Regions from separate parts of the Homo sapiens genome. Here region 2 is linked to region 1. The links are chromatin loops, found by intact Hi-C in ENCODE. Cell type or tissue: CD14-positive monocyte. All regions are shown on one strand. Links, peaks and the distances in the headings refer to the core of each region. The heading gives the core; the rest is flanking DNA.

Region 1 (9,712 bases), core at 3,699-6,198:
TTTTTGGGACCAGTGTTTCATAAGAAATCAGTTCTGTAGATGGTAGAAGAATATCTAATATCTCCTACATAGAGATCTCCCATATGGTAAATATTAATTTTCCAAGAACATGAACAGAACGTTATAAATCTAACATTAAAATAATACTGAAAGCAGGGCTCATAGGAGAAAAGACTGATTCTAAAGCAGGGACAGAGAAAACACAAGATGAGTCTGGAACGTCTTGTGGTCCCAGAAAGTAAGGAAATGATTTTTTTAATGATGGGAGCATGGCAAATGGACACAGGAGTAAACTTGTACCAAACTCTCGATAGCCAATTGTACAACAATGTGGGCAACAAAATGAGTGATGATTGACCGGCCTGGGAAACATAGCAAGACCTCATCTCTATAAAAAAATTTTAAAAAAAATTAACCAGGTGTGGCAGTGCACACCTGTAGTCCCAGCTGCTCAGGAGGCTGAGGTGGGAGGATTGTTTGAGCTCAGTCAAGACTTTGAGGCCACAGTGAGCTATGATTGCACCACTGCACCAGCCTGGGTGACAGAGCTGGAGGGTCTCTAAAAAAAGAAATAAAGTAGATAGTAATGGATTATAGGATAAAGGAAATATCCATGAGACCACACTAATACAAATAAATAACTGAATGAATAAATAGCTCAGAAGAGGTAGCTCTTCATTGTAGTAGAATTCCAATTGATAAATGCAGAAGGATGATAACTAGAAAGTCACCATCTGACAAACACCGCAATGATAATTGTTACTAACAATGATAATTGTTAGTGGGATAATTGGCTAAATTTGAATGACAGCTGCAGATTAGTTAGAAGTACTGTACTGTACTGCTCTTTACCTACATTCCCTTCTTGATTTCCATCGTTGTACTACAGTTTTGTAAGATATTACCATTTGGGGAGTCCAGGTGAAGAGTATACGAGAACTCCATGTACCAGTTTTGCAGCAGCTAAAAGTTAAATGATCTTAAATTAGAAAGTTTTTTAAATTTCATGAAAAATAGGAATATAATTTGCGTCTTCGAGTCTCAGGGGCATTTGATAAACATCGATCACCACTTGCAGAGCCATCCCTTAGGTTAGGGAATCAGGGCAATTGTCTTCAGCCTGAATTTTGGAAGAAGAGGAGGAGTCCGGGGAGGGATTTGCAATAAAGCGGCATCTCCACCGTCAAAAGTGTGCTCAATAAGATAGAGGCCCCCTACCAGAACGAGTCGATGAACCTGCTACTTCTCCACTTGCACATGCACCTCACGCTGGCCATGGCTGCTGTGCAAAGGACTGATCTTCATAAAAAGGTGTGGGGATTAGGGAAGGAGAGCAAGCGGGGAGAGGGAGAGCCCCAGGAGAGTGGGGAGGGGCCTGCCACACCTGGGGTGAGTTGCCAGTCACCTCATCAGGACCAGCTCTGGGAGCTGAACTGAAAAGGCACAAAACTGCCAATCGATAGAAAGCTATTGATAGAACATTTTCATGGCTGTATTTGAAATGCAGTCGATGTCACCCCCCAAAAACAATAATATTTACTTCCATGTCACTGGCAAGTGTGTTACTCCTCATCTCACATTTTAATCTCCAGCACAGTGAGAGAAGCCGAAGTACAAACCCTGCATAAGATGACTGTGAGTACAAAGACATTTGTGATTAGGGCCAGCGGGTGGCTGAATGGAAAAACAAATGGGGCTTCACCTGTGACTCAGACCAACAGCAACCTCGTTTTTTAATATCAGCAAAGCAAATCATTATTTCTAAAAATGTCATGCACACATTTTAAATTCTTAAATGTTATGATGCCACGAATGCTGATCTTTGGTTAAATCTGATTTGAGCCTAACACACTTAAGGGAAACAGAATCTCTTAAGAGCAGAGAATAAGGAGAAAAACAATGAAATTGACCTCAAAGGATTGGACTGGGACTTTTATTATTTAGGTTCCTAGATTTAAACATTTTTTATAGTAATGTTTACTCATTCAAAAACATCTACTGAATCGAATTCTGTGAACTGGTTGTCAAAAATGAAAATCTCCTGGTCTGGTGGAGATTTCTTTAAGACATTCCACCATATAACTTATCACACGCAGCACTTCCCAAATCTTCAGTCATTTGAATAGCATTTCTCAGACTTTTGCCATATCTGCACATCAATTATACTTTTATCTGCTGGATATTTCTCCTTAAGTCACTTCATTTTCTCCAATGTTATTGTAAAAGAAGCATTTATGCAACCACTAAGAATGGGAAAGACACATCACTTGCCATAAGTGGAAAAGAATTATACATGTAAATATTTAAAAAACAGGTATGTCTATCTATATTCCACATAAAAATATCCTACATACCACCAGTGGTATGTAGGCCACAGTTTGGAAAATATGGCAATATAATCTAAATAATATAAATACATCAAAATTTTCAGGATGTACTCCCCACATACAAGAAAGGTTTAAAATCAGAGAACAGACTGAGGCCATTTTAGAGATGGAATGTGTAGTCAGAATAAACACAATTGTGCCACTGTCACAAATAATCCCCAGATATCATTGGCTTGACATCACAAAAATGGATTTCTCAATTACATAAAGTCCATTGTGGGCCACATGATTCTCCAAGGAGACTGTTGCCATGGTGACTCAGAGTTGAGGCCAATGGCGGCTCCACCATCCTGTGGCTATGATTCCTGAACTTGTGGTCTCCTCAGTTGATGAGGTGAAGAAAGAAAGCCTGGAGAATTATGCACGAGCTTCTCACTGTCTCAGCCCACAAGTAACACACCTCTTTCCCTCACAGCCCACACTGGCTGGAACCAATCACATAGCCCTGCCTAACTGCAAGGGAGGCCAGAAAGTGCAACACTTTCTCATGGTCACGGGTGAGCACGAAACATCTCTCCAAATATGGGTTGGGAAGATTAAGAGACTAGTCCAGAAGAAAACAGTCTCCAGGGAGAAATATATCTGGGAATAGGAATCGAGAAAGCAACCAAGAGAGCAGAACTGAGTGGATGAGAGGAACTGTCAGACCACATCTGCAGCTCTGATTAGTCAAATCCGAAATGTGCCTGTTGATCTACTATTCCGTGGAAATACTGGAATCACCAGCTCAATAATAAGAGGAAAGTAAATAATACCATACTTGCGTGGATAATTCCCCTCTGCTCATACCTTCATTCAGGTCAACATAGATCTATCATACTCCTACAGTGTATAAGGGACGTGCTAAGCTTGAAGTACATTCATTCTAAAAATCAAAATACAAAGGCATGGGAAGACTAAGAAAATTTCATAAACCTTCATTAAATTATCAGAAATACCTGGGATTCTCAGCTCCATTTATAAAGAAACCAGAGTTACAGTTCTTCCATTACTGATTGCTTTCTGGATTGAATATTTGAACTCTGCTTTAGTGATTCCTCTTGCTTATATGTGGGAGGAAGACCCCCTACCCTGAGCCAGCAGCTGGAGCACAGCCTGAACACACAGGTTCTCCCTCCTTAAGTGTTGGGCTCTAGATTCAAGGTTTGAGTACCATAGCCTTGATCAGCAGAGAGAACTAACTACCTAGTTTCTACAGCTTTGCTTACTGCCTCTAAAGATAGACATTAACACCTTATTTTTGAATATTAATTTAGAGTTTACAAGGGCCCTATAACCTTAATTCATCTCATCTCTGTAACAGTCCTGTGAAGTAAGAATTATGGTACCCATTTCATGGAGGAGAAAACTCAGGGAACTCAGGGGACAATCCTTTGGTGGTATCTCTAGTTGGTGGCAAAACCAGGTCTGGGATTCTGTTCCCTTAACTCTTGAGTGTCACTACTCAGTGGTTTTGTTTTCCAAGGAAGAAGGCCTGGATATTATGGATTTTTTTAAAAAAATCAAGGTAAAGGAAAATATGTAACAACAGAAAATAAGTGTTTATAATATCATGGTGAATTTAGAAAGGGTAAAATTGCGTATGTGATTATAATTATGTGAAAAGATGCATAGCGACTATACCAAAATTCTCTCCAGGGCATGACAGAGTCGTGGGAATCGCTGGAACGTTTCTAGAGGTAAAGTTTGACGCTCAATGCTTCAATTGCTTCTGTTTTTAAAACCCCTTCTCTTCTCTCCCAAATCTCAGAGCATACTTTAAACCTCGATACATCTAAGGATTACACAGACAGGTCAAAAGTTTCACAGAGCAAACAACACAGAGGGAAGTTCATTCCTCAACTCAGTACCCCAGTGTAGGGAAGGTTCTAGCTGATGCAGACTGGCATTTCAAAATCAAAGATAGGGGGCGGTGGCTCACGCCTGTAATCCCAGCACTTTGAGAGGCAGAGGTAGGTGGATCACCTGAGGTCAGGAGATCGAGACCAGCCTGACCAATATGGTGAAACCCTGTCTCTATTAAAAATACAAAAATTCACCAGGCGCGGCGGCGTGTGCCTGTAGTTCCAGCTACGCAGGAGGCTCAGACAGAAGAATCACTTGAATCCAGGAGGTGGAGGTTGCAGTGAGCTGAGATCATGCCACTGCACTCCAGCCTGGATGACAGAGCAAGACTCTGTCTCAAAATAAGTAAATAAGTAAATAAATAAATAAATAAAAGTCAATAAATAATAAAAATCAAAGACCAAAGCCTGTATGGAGAAAACTATAGGAGAAAGTGTCTCTTCTCTCTAAATGAGAGAACGAGAGAGGGAGGGAACCATGAATTTTGCTGCGTATCTAAATTTTTGGGGGTTTTCAAAAGCCAAACACACTTAAACCACATCTGCAGCTTTCACAATGACTCCAGAATACTTGGGGCGCTAAAGTCACTTTGGTACTTCGAGGTAGTGAATTAAAGAAGTGAAAGTGTTACAGTGACAAGAGAGGCCACTGCTCTGGGAAAGACACAGAAAGGAGCGCGACGTGTAGATGATGAGGAACACGGAACTGAGTGTGTGGCTGCTAATGGCTTTAGATAAATCATCTACAGAGACGCTTCAAAAGGAAATTCTGAACCAAATGGAATGGGTCAAACTTAATCGGATCCTGATCCAAACATTCATTGATGAGACAATGGGGGAAATTTGAATGCTGACTGACTAGCTAATGTTATTAATGTTAAATTTTTTTTAGTATGATAATGGCATTGTGGGGTTTTTTTTTTTGAAAAGTCCTTATTCTTTAGTATTACATGCTGAAATATTTGTGGGAAAAATAATATGATGTCTGGAATTCATTTAAAAATATTCTGAGGTTAGGGAAGGCAAGCAGATAGGCATGAGGAAGAAACAATTTTGACTATGAGTTAGTAAGAGGGACAGGGACCATGTGCATGAGGGATCATTAGACTATTCTACCTACTTTTGGTTTATATTTAAGTTTTACTAAAAAATGGCTGGACACAGTGGCTCACATCTGTAATCCAAGCACTTTGGAAAGCCAAGGTAGGAGGATTGCTTGAGGCCAGGAGTTCAACATCAGCCTGGGCAACACAGTAAGACCCCTTTCTCTACAAAACAACAACAACAACAAAAGAATAGCTGGGCATGGTGGCATGTGCCTGTAGTCCCAGCTACTTGTGAGGCTGAGGTGGGAGGATGGCTTGAGCCCAGGAGTTGGAGGCTGCAGTGAGCTACGATTGTACCACTGAACTCCAGCCTGGCAACAGAGTGAGACCCTGTCTCTAAAAAAAAATACAAAATAAGTAAATAAATGATAATAATAAAATAAACTGGCAAGATGCAGTGGTTCATGCCTGTAATCCCAGCACTTTGGGAGGCTGAGGCAGGAGGATTGCTTGAGGCCTGGAGTTCAAGGCCAGCTTGGGCAACATAGCGAGATGCCATCTCTACAAAAAAATAGAAAAATTAGCAGGGCATGATGTGCACCAGAAGGCCTAGCTACTCAGAAAGCTAAGGCGGGAGGATTGCTTGAGCCCAGAAGTTGGAGGCTGGTGATCAGCCCTTCACTGTGTCTCATTGGGACCTAAGGATAACCCCCCACAAGCCTCCTGACTTCCACCCTGCCCATGCCCCTACCCTCTATTTCCAACACAGCAGCAAAGTGAATGCTTTTTAAAAATTATCTGTAGGTCAGTTCACTCCTCTGCTCAGGACCCTGCGCAGACTCCCCTTCCCGCCCAAAGTGAAAGCCCGCAAGACCCTGCCCTCACTCCACCCTGCAGCAACCATAGGCCCAGATCCAGCTTGGCAGGCTCCATTCTGGGGCCCTCCTACCTCCTTTACCCGGAATGCTCTTCCCCCATCATCCACTGGTTTTCTGCTCCAGGACTCTGTTCACTTATCACCATCTCAGCAGAGCTGCCTCTGCCCACCTAATGCCCCTGCTCCATGCCCACCATTTTTTGGCACTCTTTTTTTTTTTTTTTTTTTGAGACGGAGTCTCGCTCTGTCACCCAGGCTGGAGTGCAGTGGCGCGATCTTGGCTCACTGCAAGCTCCGCCTCCCGGGTTCACGCCATTCTCCTGCCTCAGCTTCCCGTGTAGCGCCCACCACCACGCCCGGCTAATTTTTTGTATTTTTAGTAGAGACGGGGTTTCACCGTGTTAGCCAGGATGGTCTCGATCTCCTGACCTCGTGATCCGCCCACCTTGGACTCCCAAAGTGCCGGGATTACAGGCGTGAGCCACCGCGCCCGGCCTGGCACTCTTGAATTTCCCTTGCTGCTGTACTTTTTCTTTTTTCTACTTACTTTTTCCACTTTCTAACATATTATGTATTTTTGTATGATGTGTATCCCTTATTTTCTGTATCTGAGCAGAGAGAATTTAATCTTGGCTAGGCTCGCTGATATCCTGCACATACCTAGAACAATGCCTAGCATGCAGTAGGTGCTCATTAAAATGAGAAGAATGAGAGAATGGATTCGTGAAAGCTGATTTTCATTCCATTCCAGCCACTTGCAACCACAAAATTCATGAAACATATCTATTGGCTTGAACTGCCATTCTTGCTAGAAGAATCTGCTGATGGTGATCAATGTTTTATACCACCATTTTATTGGTTTTCCTACATTGTAAAACCAATGTTTTACACCTTTTCCTTTGTAGAAAAGGGGAGCATCTCTACTTGTGATCACTATTCATGTATCTGGAGAAAAATACCAATCAATACATTTCCCATTATACCTCCCACATAGAAGGTTTTCATTTTGCTGAGGTTGCAGTTGTTATTTTAGGGACTGTTACTGTTTGTGACTTTGCCATTGAGATTCTGCCAAAGGCTCTGTTTCTGATCAGCAGGCCTTCCGAGAACTGCCGTCCGATCAGCCAGTGGCATTTACCAGGCACCTTCTCAGGGTGCTGAGCCCTTACATGATGCAAAGCACAGCCGAGGCCTCGTCAGCAGCTCAGCCATGACATGCTTCATATCCCACACGATTCACCTCTTGATCTTTAACTGTTTCATGGAGGGAAATTTTAAATCCAGGCTTCCCCCTCTAATGAATTCCCATAAATGTGCATGGGTGTTAAAAATACAAAATCCTAGCAAATGTTTTATATGATATAACAGCAGACTCCAATCCAGCAAAATAAAATAAATAAAATGACTAATCATGTTATAACTGTTTACTTAATTTTTACTCTTGGGCATTATTATGTGTCTCAGCCTTGCAAAGTGCTGTGATTACAGGCATGAGCCACTGCACCTGGCCAACTTATTTTATTATTAACTTATTTTTTACTATTTTTTAGAGACAGGTTCTCACTCTGTTGCCAAGGTTAGAGTGCAGTGGCATACATATATATATATATATATATATATATATATATATATATATGCACACACACACATACACACACACATATATGCACACACACATATAACTAAGACAGACTAAAAACTTAAAAAAGTAAACAGTTTAACAATTTTCTAAAGCATTTCAATAACCCAAGTTTGACTTCTCTCAGCTTATGTGAAGTAAAAAATTCCATAGACAGAAGTATAATTAACTTTCAATTATTTATTTATTTGAGACAGGATCTCACTCTGTCACCCAGACTAGAGTGCAGTGACACGATCTCAGCTCAATGCAGCCTCGACCTCAAGGGTTCCAGCAATCCTCCCACCTCAACCTCCCAAATAGCTGGGACCACAGGTGTGCGCCACCACACCCTGCTAATTTTTTGTATTTTTTTTTTTTTGTAGAGACAGGGTTTCACCATGTTGCCCAGGCTGGTCTTGAACTCTCAAGCTCAAGTGATCCACCTGCCTTGTCCTCCCAAAGTGCTGGGATTACAGGCATGAGCCACCGTGCGCAGCCAGAATAAATATATTTTAATGTTAGGAAAAAGCACTTGCTGCTGATGATTTTGCAGAAAAATAAGAGAATATGATGCTTATGTTGATGGAATCTTACTGATTCCCTAAACACTATGTCAAGAGAAAGAACACAGGGTTTCTTCTTTTTTTTTTTTTTTTTTTTGAGACGGAGTTTGTGTCGCCCAGGCTGGAGTGCAGTGGCGCGATCTTGGCTCACTGCAATCTCCACCTCCCGGGTTCAAATAATTCTCCTGCCTCAGCCTCCTGAGTACCTGGAACTACAGGTGTGTGCCACCATGCCTGGCTTAATTTTTCGTAGAGATGCGGTTTCACCATGTTCGCAAGGATGGTCTCGATCTGCTGACCTCGTGATCCACCCACCTCGGCCTCTCAAAGTGCTGGGAGTACAGGCTTGAGCCCCCGGGTTTCTTCTCTTGATAAAAAGCCTATAGTGCCCTGTCTCACACGTAACTGGTTTACATACTTTTGAACTACTCTCTGCATTTGGGTCATTGGAACACTTTACTGCTAATTTTTTCAGTTGTTTCTTCCCTTCTTGTTGCTTTTTTTAAAAAAAGAATTGTGGTAAAAAATACTTAAAATAAAATTTACTACATCAACCATTTTTATGTGTGCAATTTAGTGGCATTACGTACATTCACCACTGTTTCCAGAACTTTTCATCAACCCAAACAGAAACTCCAAACCTGTTAAACAATAACTCCTTTTCTCCCCTTTCCTCCAGCCCCTAGAAGCTTATACTCTATTTTCTATCTCTAGGAATTTGCCTATTCTAGGTAAATCCTCTACGTGGAATCATACAATATTTATCCATCTGTGTCTGGCTTATTTCATTGAGCAGAATGTTTTCAAGCCATGTTGCAGCATATGTTCCTCTTTATGGCTGGATAATACTCATGTACATAAATACCATATTTTGTTAATTCAACTACTCATTACCTTTTAGGAATAACTGTGGATGATCTATTTCCAATGCCTTAGATATGTTCTTTAATGTGCTTTTTTCTTTCACAATGAGAGTCTGTGGCATGAATTGTATATACATAAATTTTAAGACAGGATTATTACCCTTGAAACTCAGAGTCACACTGGAGAGGCAGTCAAGTGATATAGTTTGGATATTTGTCCCCACCCAAATCTTATGTTAAATTGTAATCCCCAGTGCTGGAGGTGGGGCCTGGTGGGAGGTGTTTGCGTCATGGGAGCAGATTCCTCATGGCTTGGTGCTGTCTTTGCAATAGTGAGTGAGTTCTCGTGAGACCTGGTCACTTAAAAGTAAGTGGCACCTCCAACCCAGTCTCTGGCTGTCTTGCTCCTGCTCTGGCCATGTGACGGGCCTGCTTCCCCTTTGCTTTCCAGCCTCATTGTAAACTTCCTGAGGCCTGGGGAGGCCAAGCAGATGCCAGCACCGTGCTTCCT
Region 2 (9,712 bases), core at 2,536-5,035, 390 kb before region 1:
TGGGAGAGAAAAAAGACTTAAGGTGAAAAGGAGAAGAGGCCCTGCTTGCTAGTGTTCCACTCTTTTTAAGCTTTCTCCCCCATTTCCTTAACATTCCTTTCCCCTTTCAGAAAAGCCAGTGTTGTCGCTTGGAAAACTTGCCTTGTCTCTTCAGTGCCATTTTCTTTTAAAATGGAAACCTGATGAAATGTTAATCAGTTTAAAAAGAAAAAATCAAGAATCAGGATAATCTTAAAGGACCAGTGATAAATATTTTTATTTCTCAAATTAACTATTCCTGGATGAACAATTTGCTTTGCATCCTTTGAATTTATTGGACATGACATGGAAAGGCAAAGAGAAAATTCTCAAGCTTCTTGAAATAATTGTGTCTAATAAAGTACGGCCTGTGTCCCGAGAGGCAGACAGGCATGCTTCTGGAGGAAGTGGAGTGAGCTTGGGAACAGGTGCAGCAGCTTCACTTTTCTCACATAACCATGCATGTACACAGTTTACTATAAGTTCTGGATATTTCTACATCGAGCTTGAAAAGTTACTGCACGTTACTTTAAAACTGCCCATCAAATTTGTGTCTAGGGTAATCCGATTTGGTCTTGGGTTCATCTCATGTAAAAAGAACCAGTTAGCATTTCAGAACAGTACCTTTCAATCTGCTGTTCTCTCCAGGTAACTGAGTTACCCATGGGGGAGGGATAAGTGATTATATGTAACTTTTTCCTCTCTGCAATTCATCTGTAGATGGGACATCCTCACTTTCACTGGCTCCCAGTTCCCTGTAGGATAAACCCAGTGTCCCCTGCCAGGTGCACTATCCCTGTTATTGGTTTTCTGACACAGGCCCCTCTCCTGCCCATCCCAGCCAGGCTGCACCACGTGTTCCACATTGCCCTATGCTGCTTCATGACTCCGAGCTCTTCTCTGTTCTCCCCTCTGCCTCTGCAATATGCCTCCTCCATTTGTCAACCGGGTATACTCCTAGACTCAGCCTAAGTAGTCATTATCAAACTTTAGAAAGTGCAGATATTCAAAAAATAAACAATGAGGTCATCTATAAATCCAGTGTCAAGATACCCTGCTCCCATGTAGTTATCTGTACTTCAAGGCCTTTTTCTGTTTATTTAGTGATATGTTATTTTAGGATCAAACAGTCCACCCAAGTCTTGAGCATCCTTTCTAGATCTCAGATCCTTCAAGGTCATTCCGGTGATTTTCACTCACAAACCAGGCATCCCATGGTCAATGTAACTAATATGCTTTTCACATTTCTCTTCTCAATGTGAGCCTATATCCTCACACACTTCCTGAGAAAGAAAGAGGCTTTTCTTTCCCTTGAATGTTAACCTTATTGGAAAAATAATAGGTCCTGCTGCTAATTAGAGTTCTGGTTCCTCCATGTCCTACACTTAAGAGTCCCAGGAAAAGAGATCACCGCCATCAGCTATAGAAGCAGACCCTAAAAGGGCCTAAAGGCGAGACTCAAGGGTTTCTAGGGAGTGAGGAGGGGGATGTATTTTCAGCTATCATAAAGGAATGATCCCCATTCCTGACTGTAACAATTAGAAAATCTTCCCCTAATACCAAAGGCTCTTGTCTGGATTTTGGGAGTTGCTCTCCACCCCTCACCCCCCCACCAGACTCCTGAGAGTCTTCATTCATAAATAGTCCTCTTCAAACAAGGCAGTCCCATCTCAGCTTGAGAACCAGGCCTGGACTTAACCCTTGCCTTTCTCAATGCACACATCTATTTTACTTGTAGACATTTGTCTATTTTTTTGTGACTGTTTCTATTTAAAAATACAATGCATATGGTGGGGAGAGGTGAGGAGGCCTGTCAAAGATCCAAGAGTCTGCAACAATATTTCTTTTCCTCCGTTCCCCCTGGTGGGTACTATACTGGATGACCCATCTGGAAGAAGGCCTTTGGCCCTTTCGTGGGGATCCTGGCTGTCCCAGCCCCTTGCTTCCGTGCTATATGGATGAGGAAGGCCAGTGGTGGAAGGGGCCCCAGACCTGTGAGAGATGAAGCACTTCTGGGGTGACAGATCCCAGCTCCCTGCTCATCAGAGTCATCCCTTCCCCCTTGGTAGTTCAGCATCTCTCAGTCCTCTGTGGCTCTCCAAGGCTCACATTCATTGGCTTTTGCCTTTTCCATAGCTTCTCTGGACTTCTTCCTGTTTCAGTTGAGAACGTTTTATTGGCATCCTCTACCTCTACCACCTCACTCCATCTCCATGTAGATGCAGTCAGGGGCTAGGCTTGACTCAATAGGTTAGATATCTTCAATCTGCTAAATATAGCAAAGAAAAGCTCCCATCTATAAAAAGCCTACCTTCTTCTAGTAGAAGAGATAACCAAAAGATTTTTGTTTTGGGTTTGTTTGTTTGTTTGTTTATTAGGATCTTGTTTGTACTATCACCATCTAGAAGTTATTTACCAACATCAAGTTTTTGAACTCAGACTTAATTCTCATTTTGCTCATTTTTATCACCATAGGCCTATCAGTAGACCATCTTATCCAAGAGGAGCTGGGGGGATTTTGAGGCAGAAGGCTGCTTCTGTCTTTGGAGCTCTGAGAATTCCATGCCCCCACAAGGCTGCTTCCATCCGGGCTACAGTGCAGAGTAGATGACCTAAGGGAGTCTCAGTCTAGCTGCAGCCTGCCATAAAGAAAACAAATTCCTCCTTACCCCCAGGGCTAGCCCACTTGACCAAACCACTCTAGGAGGAAAACATTGGTGATCAAGGTTGAACACGTGAGTCACTGACAGGATATGAGGCCACCCATGGAAAGCTCAGAGTAACTTATAAAATCGCCTGTATAAGTTAGGTTCAGAAAGGCATCCGCTTCCCTAGACTAGAAGAGCTCCTGAGCCACTCCACGCTTCACGTCTCCTTGCTGGCCCGAATGCCCATTAGGCACCATTAAGCCCAGCATGTCTAAAAATGAACTCCTAACGCTTATTTTTTGCTGAGTTTTTCTTCTGGGATGCAGAAGAAAACCTCTCTCTGCCACCACCATTCCCTCTTTCCCCTAACCTCAGTCCTAATCCAGTTATTCTGTTTACAGAGTGTCACTGGAACCTGCCCTCTCTCCTTGTGCAGGCCTGTGTTCTCTCTTCTGAGATCTGGCAGAAGCCTAAATGATCTCATTATCCAGCCCACCACCCTCCAGCATGTCTTATACGTCCCTGCCAGAGTTACCATCAAAAAGTGAAATCTGGTGGCAAGTCCACTGCTTCTGATCGGTCCCCATTGCCCAGCTCCCTGGTGGTGAGCGCCTGGGTCGTCCTTTCCCCTTGGTAGTTTGGTTTTGTCAGTTTTCTGTGGCCCTTTGAGGCTCACAATCACAGGCTGAGGCTTTCCCCACTGCCTCTTCCCATTCCTCACAGCATTTTATTGGCATTCTCTACCTATTTCTACCTCTTCTCTTCCCGCCCTCCTCACTGCATCTCCACATAAATTCAAGAGTTTGTGGCTGGACTTGACTAAATAGATCAATCTGCTAAAAACAATTTATGACAAAAAAGCCCACCTTCCCCTTGTAGAGTGGACCCTTCACGATTCTCCATCTCTCTAGCCTGTTTTCTCCTTTGCCCACATCTGCACCTGTATTCCAGTCTTACTGAACCACTTATTCTCCAGGTGGTTGGATTCATTCCCTTGGCCTGAAATAGACCACCTCCCTCTTGAACACGTTGTAAACTTCTACGCTAGCTTCAACTTTTACTTCTCTGTGACACCTTTCTTGATCTCCCAAGCAAGAGATGGTCACTGCCTAGACAACCACCACCTCAAGTTTTAGTAATGATTTTCACTTCTATTTATCTGTTTTCATGCATATGTCATTATAGAGCAATGTAATTGTATTCTGTCCATTCATTCCTGAGGAAACACATCTTTGAATATATCCTGTCCATGATTCCAGTCTTGCATATTGTCTCTTTCCCTTTGGCTGGGCACTAGTTACCTGTCTTTATTTTCTGGCTAATATGATGGTATTTAAACTATATTTCTGTTTGTGGATATTTAGAAATGCAGCTGTTTGTGTAGTTTGATTTTTATAATCAAACACCTTGCCAGGCTTTCTAATCTTGTGTGTGGATTCTTTGGGATTTTCTATATCGACATTCCTCTGCAAATAAATAATTATTCCATTCCAATTTTATGCCTTTCATTAGTTTATTGTCTTACTGTATCGTATTATCCATGACTTCTAATACATGAATGTTTCATGCAAGCAATGATAATAGGTAACTTTGTCATGTGATGAAGATAGTATACTCTGTTTTGTTAGTTTAAAAATCATCTCCTCTCCTTTCATGTTTCTTGGTGAAATGATACATATTTTAACCATTTAGTCAATGAATGTTAGTCTCTGGATTATATTAGCTGAGTTATAAGAGGCTGCCTCATGGTGTTGACTCTCAGATGCTCTCTGGGTTCTCAAGTGTTCCCCTTGCAAGTTTGACTCAAATGCCTGTCCCAGCCCCTGGGGTCTTGCACTGCCACTGCCTTTTTGTTGGTGTTGTCCTCTTTAAAAAATAATATCCTGCTCTTCTTTTAAGGACCTCTGTTCTCTCTAGGATATTAATGATTATTATTTTTGAAGTTTCCTTCCCCCCGTAGTCTTTTTTTCCCCGTTACTTTTTGTGTCAGTTTTCCCTATTAAGTGCCTTCCTCTGATTTCTGGTGATCCTTGGCCTACTAATTTGTGAGTCAAGCCAGTAAAGAGCTGATGGGAGCTTTGTATACTTAGGTGGGGCTTGTCAGCTGGGGCCTTGTATAGGGTAAGGTGGCGACCCCTGGAGGAAACCCCCTTTGTCCTTATGGTTTGCTCTTTTCTCTTGGGCTGGTCAGCTTCCCAGGGAAGACTCCTCCATCCTCCTGCCCTGAGAGAGAGGACATTCACCCTGTGTCAGGCTACTCCCCCACTTTCATACAGTCTCCATAGCGAGCACTTGTGCTAGGGGAAGGAAGGGCAGGCACCCCACTGCAGGCATCAGGAGAGGTCAGGAGGGCTCAGTGCTTCACTAACAGACTTTCACCTGCTGCTTTCATACCTGTTTCCATCCTCACTTCCAGAAGTACCTACTGTACCAAATTGCAGAGACATATGGTAGATGCTTCAGGGTATAGCAGGTTGTTTTGTTGCCTCTTAATGCTGGCTTAAACTTTAGCTTTCTTAGGATGGCCAAGTCGATCACTGCTTGTTTACCTGCTTTTCAGCTTCCAAAATTTGTTGTTTTCTCCCTTTTATATTAGGCTGTGTTTTAGAAAAATCCCACTATTACTGTTTTAGTAGAATTTTCAGAGAGACTGGAGCTACATGCTTTTATTCAGTTGGCCATCTTTAACCAAATATTACACTATTTGTAAACAGAACACACCCTGTCCCTTTTCAGATGTTCTGGCTAGGATGTGGATTTGATGTTCCAAAGCTGTAGCATAATCATCTGGACAGCTTTCTCAATTTTTTCCCTGAATATTAGAGAAATAATTCACTTTGTCTTTCTTGTTTATCTTAAGCCTCATTTCTTAGAAAGTAAGAGCTTAGTCACTGGGTTAACAAAATTCAGTCTTTCAAGGTGACAGCTGAAAAGAATCTATAGGCAACAAACCTGATGGCTCAGCAGGTGGCTCTCTCAGAGCAGAATAGAAGGGCAGGTAGTGCTTCCTACAATGAGGATAAACTAGAGTGAAAGCTCTTCAAACATATTAAGGTGGAGATCTCTACTGGGCCATTGAGTAAACACCTCACCGTGTGGAGGAGGAACTCGTGCCTCTGCCTGGCAGTGACAGAGAAAAGTAGAAGTTTGCCAGGTAGACAAGGGTTCCCAGGACATTCCAGGAGGGAGAAAGCCAGAAGCGTGAGAGAAAGTAGCACTTTAAGGAAACAGCAAGTGGAGTGATCCTTGGCCTTGCCTTCCGGCCATGATGGGAGTGAGGTCTGCAGCCATGGCAGCCATGACTACCTGGAGGTTCTGGATATCATCTTTCTCCTGATGACATTTCTAAATAGCTTTTTTAAATTTGATAGAGACTGCTACCAAAGTCCTTCAAAGAACTGATATTGAGAAAAACACCCTTGTTGGAAGACCAAAAGTGGAAATTCACTTTCCTCTCAGAAATGGGCCTTGCATTGATTGTGTCACTGAGGACAATGGAAATAGATGCCAGAAGTCACAGTTTATTTTAAGAATGTTGTAAAGCAGTTGTGCCCCATTAGATGATGTGTTATGTAGCACTGGAGAAGTCCTGGAACTACAGTTGTGTTCTGACTCCCCCCTCCACCCTCGTATACCCCTGTCCCCTGGGAACACAGTCTTTCCTGGCTGTTACCATATATATATGTTCTTCTTCCCGTCTGATCCTCTCTCATCCCCAAAATAATCAACATGAGCAGAACGAAGCAGATGGCACAAGCCTTCTTTGGCATACTGGCAGATCTGTATCACTCAGTATTTTTAGAATCAAGGGGACTGAAAATTATGTCCTGAGATGTTTTGGGGTAAGACTTACTATCTTTCTAGGGTGACAGGTGTTGAAATAGCACCGTATTTAAGACTCAAATGCAATTTCTATGTCAAGTCACAGAACAGAATGACTCGCATCAGGACCATTGCTCTGTAAGTTCTGTTAGGATCGTTGGTGGCCTGCCAGATAATAGAAAGTTGTCATAAATTGTTTTAAGGATGTGGCCAGAAAGTGCATTGGGTTTCAACCAAAGATTGGACTCATCAGTAAACAGCCTTTGAACTGATCAAGTGCGTGGTGATGAGAGATGTTGTATATACCCACAGTTGTTGTTGTTGTTGTTGTCGTTTTTTAATAGCTAAGCTTTGACCCTCAGCCACAAAGCGTTTATAGTCTGTTGGGGTAGACAGTCTTGTTTTTACAGAAGTTTATTATTATATCATGAAAACAAATATTTGTATTCTAAGGCCCATATGGAAGAAATACATAGTTACGGTGATTAAAAATTATGAATTTGAGTTCATTAAGGACTCTCTGAAGAAATTAAAGAATGTTCACTATTATATAACTAACTTAGTTCTGAGGACCAACTTTGCAATTAGTATTAGGCTAGGTATATTAAACACACAGACCTGGAACTCAAAGCCTTGGGAAAAGATATTCATGAAATAAGCATAAAAACGAGAGACTTTGTGTTTTAGTCTTTGAGGGAAACTTGAAGTTGGAGGAAATGTGCCTCACCTTTAAACCATGGCCATGTCTAATGCTCAGATTGTCCCATTCATCTTTGAGGGCTCAGGGGAAATGTAGGCATGGGTGATGTCCATGACTGCTGGCCTTTTGAATCTTGGGAAGAAGTGGCTGGAAAGAGATCTGGAAAACCTCATTCAGTGCCAAAGGGCAAGTTTTTCAATTGAATAAGCTTTATTTTTTTCTTTGTACTCCTAGTGTGTTTGGTAAGCAATGAGTCAAGGTTTACATCTGCTGAGAAAGAATGCAGGCGTTTTACTTGCCACCTCTTGTGTCCTTTCTACACGTGTGTTGTCCACACTGCCACTTCTTTCCAGTATAATTGATATGGTGTAGTATCCATAGGGAGAGAATGTGTCTCTTTCCCATTACATCCATAGCTAAATGGTTAGAACATGAGCTGTACATTGACACATGGTTCTATAGTACTTTTAATTCCAGTGTTTCATAAATACTGCCTATTTGTAGGGTGTTTATTTAGGTTACAGTGTGCTTTCAGATCCATTTTGTCTCAGTCGATTGTCCCAGCAGCCTGTTTACATACATCAGGTAACTATCACAAATGAGGAAACTGAAACTCGACACAGATAACATGGGTAAGTTGGAATTTGAACTGGGGAATCTTTCCACTGGATTCACAGAACAAGTGCCTGGATTTATAGCTTCAGGGTAAACACCTGAGGCTCAATCAGTAGCACAGTTGTGTCCAAGGAAAGCACAGCCTTGCCTTCCTCTCCTTTGATGGGAATACCAAGAGTCTGCCTGTGCCGTCCAGGACAGCAGCCACTGGCACTATGTGGCAATTTAAATTAAAGTTAAATAAAGTAAAAGTTTCAGTTTCTCAGAGGCACATTTTGAGTGCTCAGTAGCCATCACATCTGTAACATTTCCATCATTGCAGAAAGTTCTGTTGGACATGCCAGTCATCTCATAAAGCAAGAATTGGGGAGAATCAACTTACTGAGATAAGTTGAGAAAAGTGTATATGCAGGGTGTTAAGTAGGTGAGAGAAATGTAAAACCTTCCCCAACAAAGCAGCTCCTTCTCTGAAGGGGCGAGTGGGACGAGTGCTATTTTGAGTTCAGCTATAAAGGGAATGAGAAAAAGATGCATTTTCAAACTTCATACTCTGTGTGTGTTAGTCTTTTTTAATAAACCTAGAAAGAACACAGAGCAATTCTAAGTGAATGAGTGTGTTTTATAGCTGGGCCGGTATTATGGCCAAACTTAGGCTGGGTGAGAAGTAGAACAGATCATGATACCTAGCAGAGCAAACTCGGCAGGCGGAATAGAATTCCTAGAAGGAGTTATTTTGTTTGTGACCAGGGCTGTTGAGGATTCCTCAAGATAGGGCCTCAGGCATGAACTAGAATACTGGAAGGGAACCAGGGGTTGGGGGAAAGGGGTTTGGGCAGAGCCGGGACAGGTAATTAGTTAAAGTCACACATAATTGCAGAGGTTGTGTGTGCTGCTAGAATCACAGCCGTCACAAAGAAGGTGTGGTGCCAAGGTGCTGGCCGAGGACTCCTGTGTGTCCCCTGGTTTGGATTAGCGCTGACCAAAAGTGCCCGAGTCAGCTTTCACGTTTCCAAGTGGGTGAGGCAGGATGGTGAGGGGTATTTGCTTGGTACCGCGAACTCTGTCCAGACACTGAAAACATCTACAACAGAAGATGAGGAACTCTACAAGTTTCCTGGAATTTTTGCTGGTTAGAAAAGGAATATGTGTTTGGTTATGTCCGTGTGCTACATAATGCTATATTTAAACATGTTTAAACTGTTATTACAATAAAGTTTCATCTAGTTAGACTCATACTTTCTGATCTGAAAGTAACCAAAAAGGTAAGTAAAAATTAACTTTTAACAATAAAGAGCAACTCTAGAGACATGGCAATAAATGACTGCAAGGAGCAGGGAGGGCTTTAAAGACTCACTGCAATTGGTCAGTTTACCATGAAGTGCCCTGCTTACTGGCAAAGTTCAGCAAATGCTGGCCTGTGGACAAAAGCTACTCAAGTGTACTTCACCTAAGCATACAGTACTCTTAATTTTTTTAAGTATTGGCACTTGAAAGGTGAGCATTTGCCCACCTGAAAATCTCTCTCTAGAATAGCACAGGGTGGTAGTGATCCAGGGCTTTACCCTGGCAGGTAGTGGCAGGTAGAGGCCGATTTGAAACCTGCTGTCAGAGTCCAGGGATGAAATGTGGGGGGTTGGTCCAGGTCCTGAGAGTGAAGCTAGGAGGAGACATCTCCAAGTGTAAATTTTTGGAACACAGTTTCTCAGCTTGGGTGGAAAGCCACCCTAGTAAGTGGAGTATTGTTCATGATGCAGGCTCAGACACTTCAGGTTCCTCCAATGATGGCCAATTGGTAGAAAAAGAAGAACCTGGTTTTTGGTGACTCTGGCTGAGTCAGAAGGATGATAATGATTTGGGTTTGAGACAAGTTGGGTTTGAGGAGGCAGTAGGCCCATCTCCTGGAGGTGGC

Evidence for each region. Hi-C counts contacts between places; a loop is a spot of excess contacts. Peaks named below come from ENCODE experiments on the same cell type or tissue, not always from the same donor. Only the 100,000 strongest peaks of a DNase experiment are listed, where the experiment ranks them.
Region 2: it touches region 1 in a loop (1.9-fold over the local background); 29 of 110 quality-filtered maps call a loop at or near these places.

What each region holds. Positions count from the first base shown.
Region 1 is chr6:143,562,275-143,571,986 of GRCh38, reverse strand. PHACTR2-AS1 (PHACTR2 antisense RNA 1) reads left to right here and starts at 2,648. Exons shown (of 3, transcript NR_027113.2): 1 at 2,648-3,127. It also overlaps a transcript of PHACTR2 not described here. In CD14-positive monocyte, for the core only: no CTCF peak of the experiment used is centred there; a DNase peak (open chromatin) is centred at 4,866; H3K4me3 peaks cover 558 bases; H3K27ac peaks cover 916 bases.
Region 2 is chr6:143,949,217-143,958,928 of GRCh38, reverse strand. All of the region lies in intron 6 of PLAGL1 (PLAG1 like zinc finger 1), which reads left to right. Among named protein-coding and RNA genes, the nearest start is that of HYMAI, 54 kb to the left of the region's middle. RefSeq lists an enhancer at 1-384. In CD14-positive monocyte, for the core only: no CTCF peak of the experiment used is centred there; no DNase peak of the experiment used is centred there.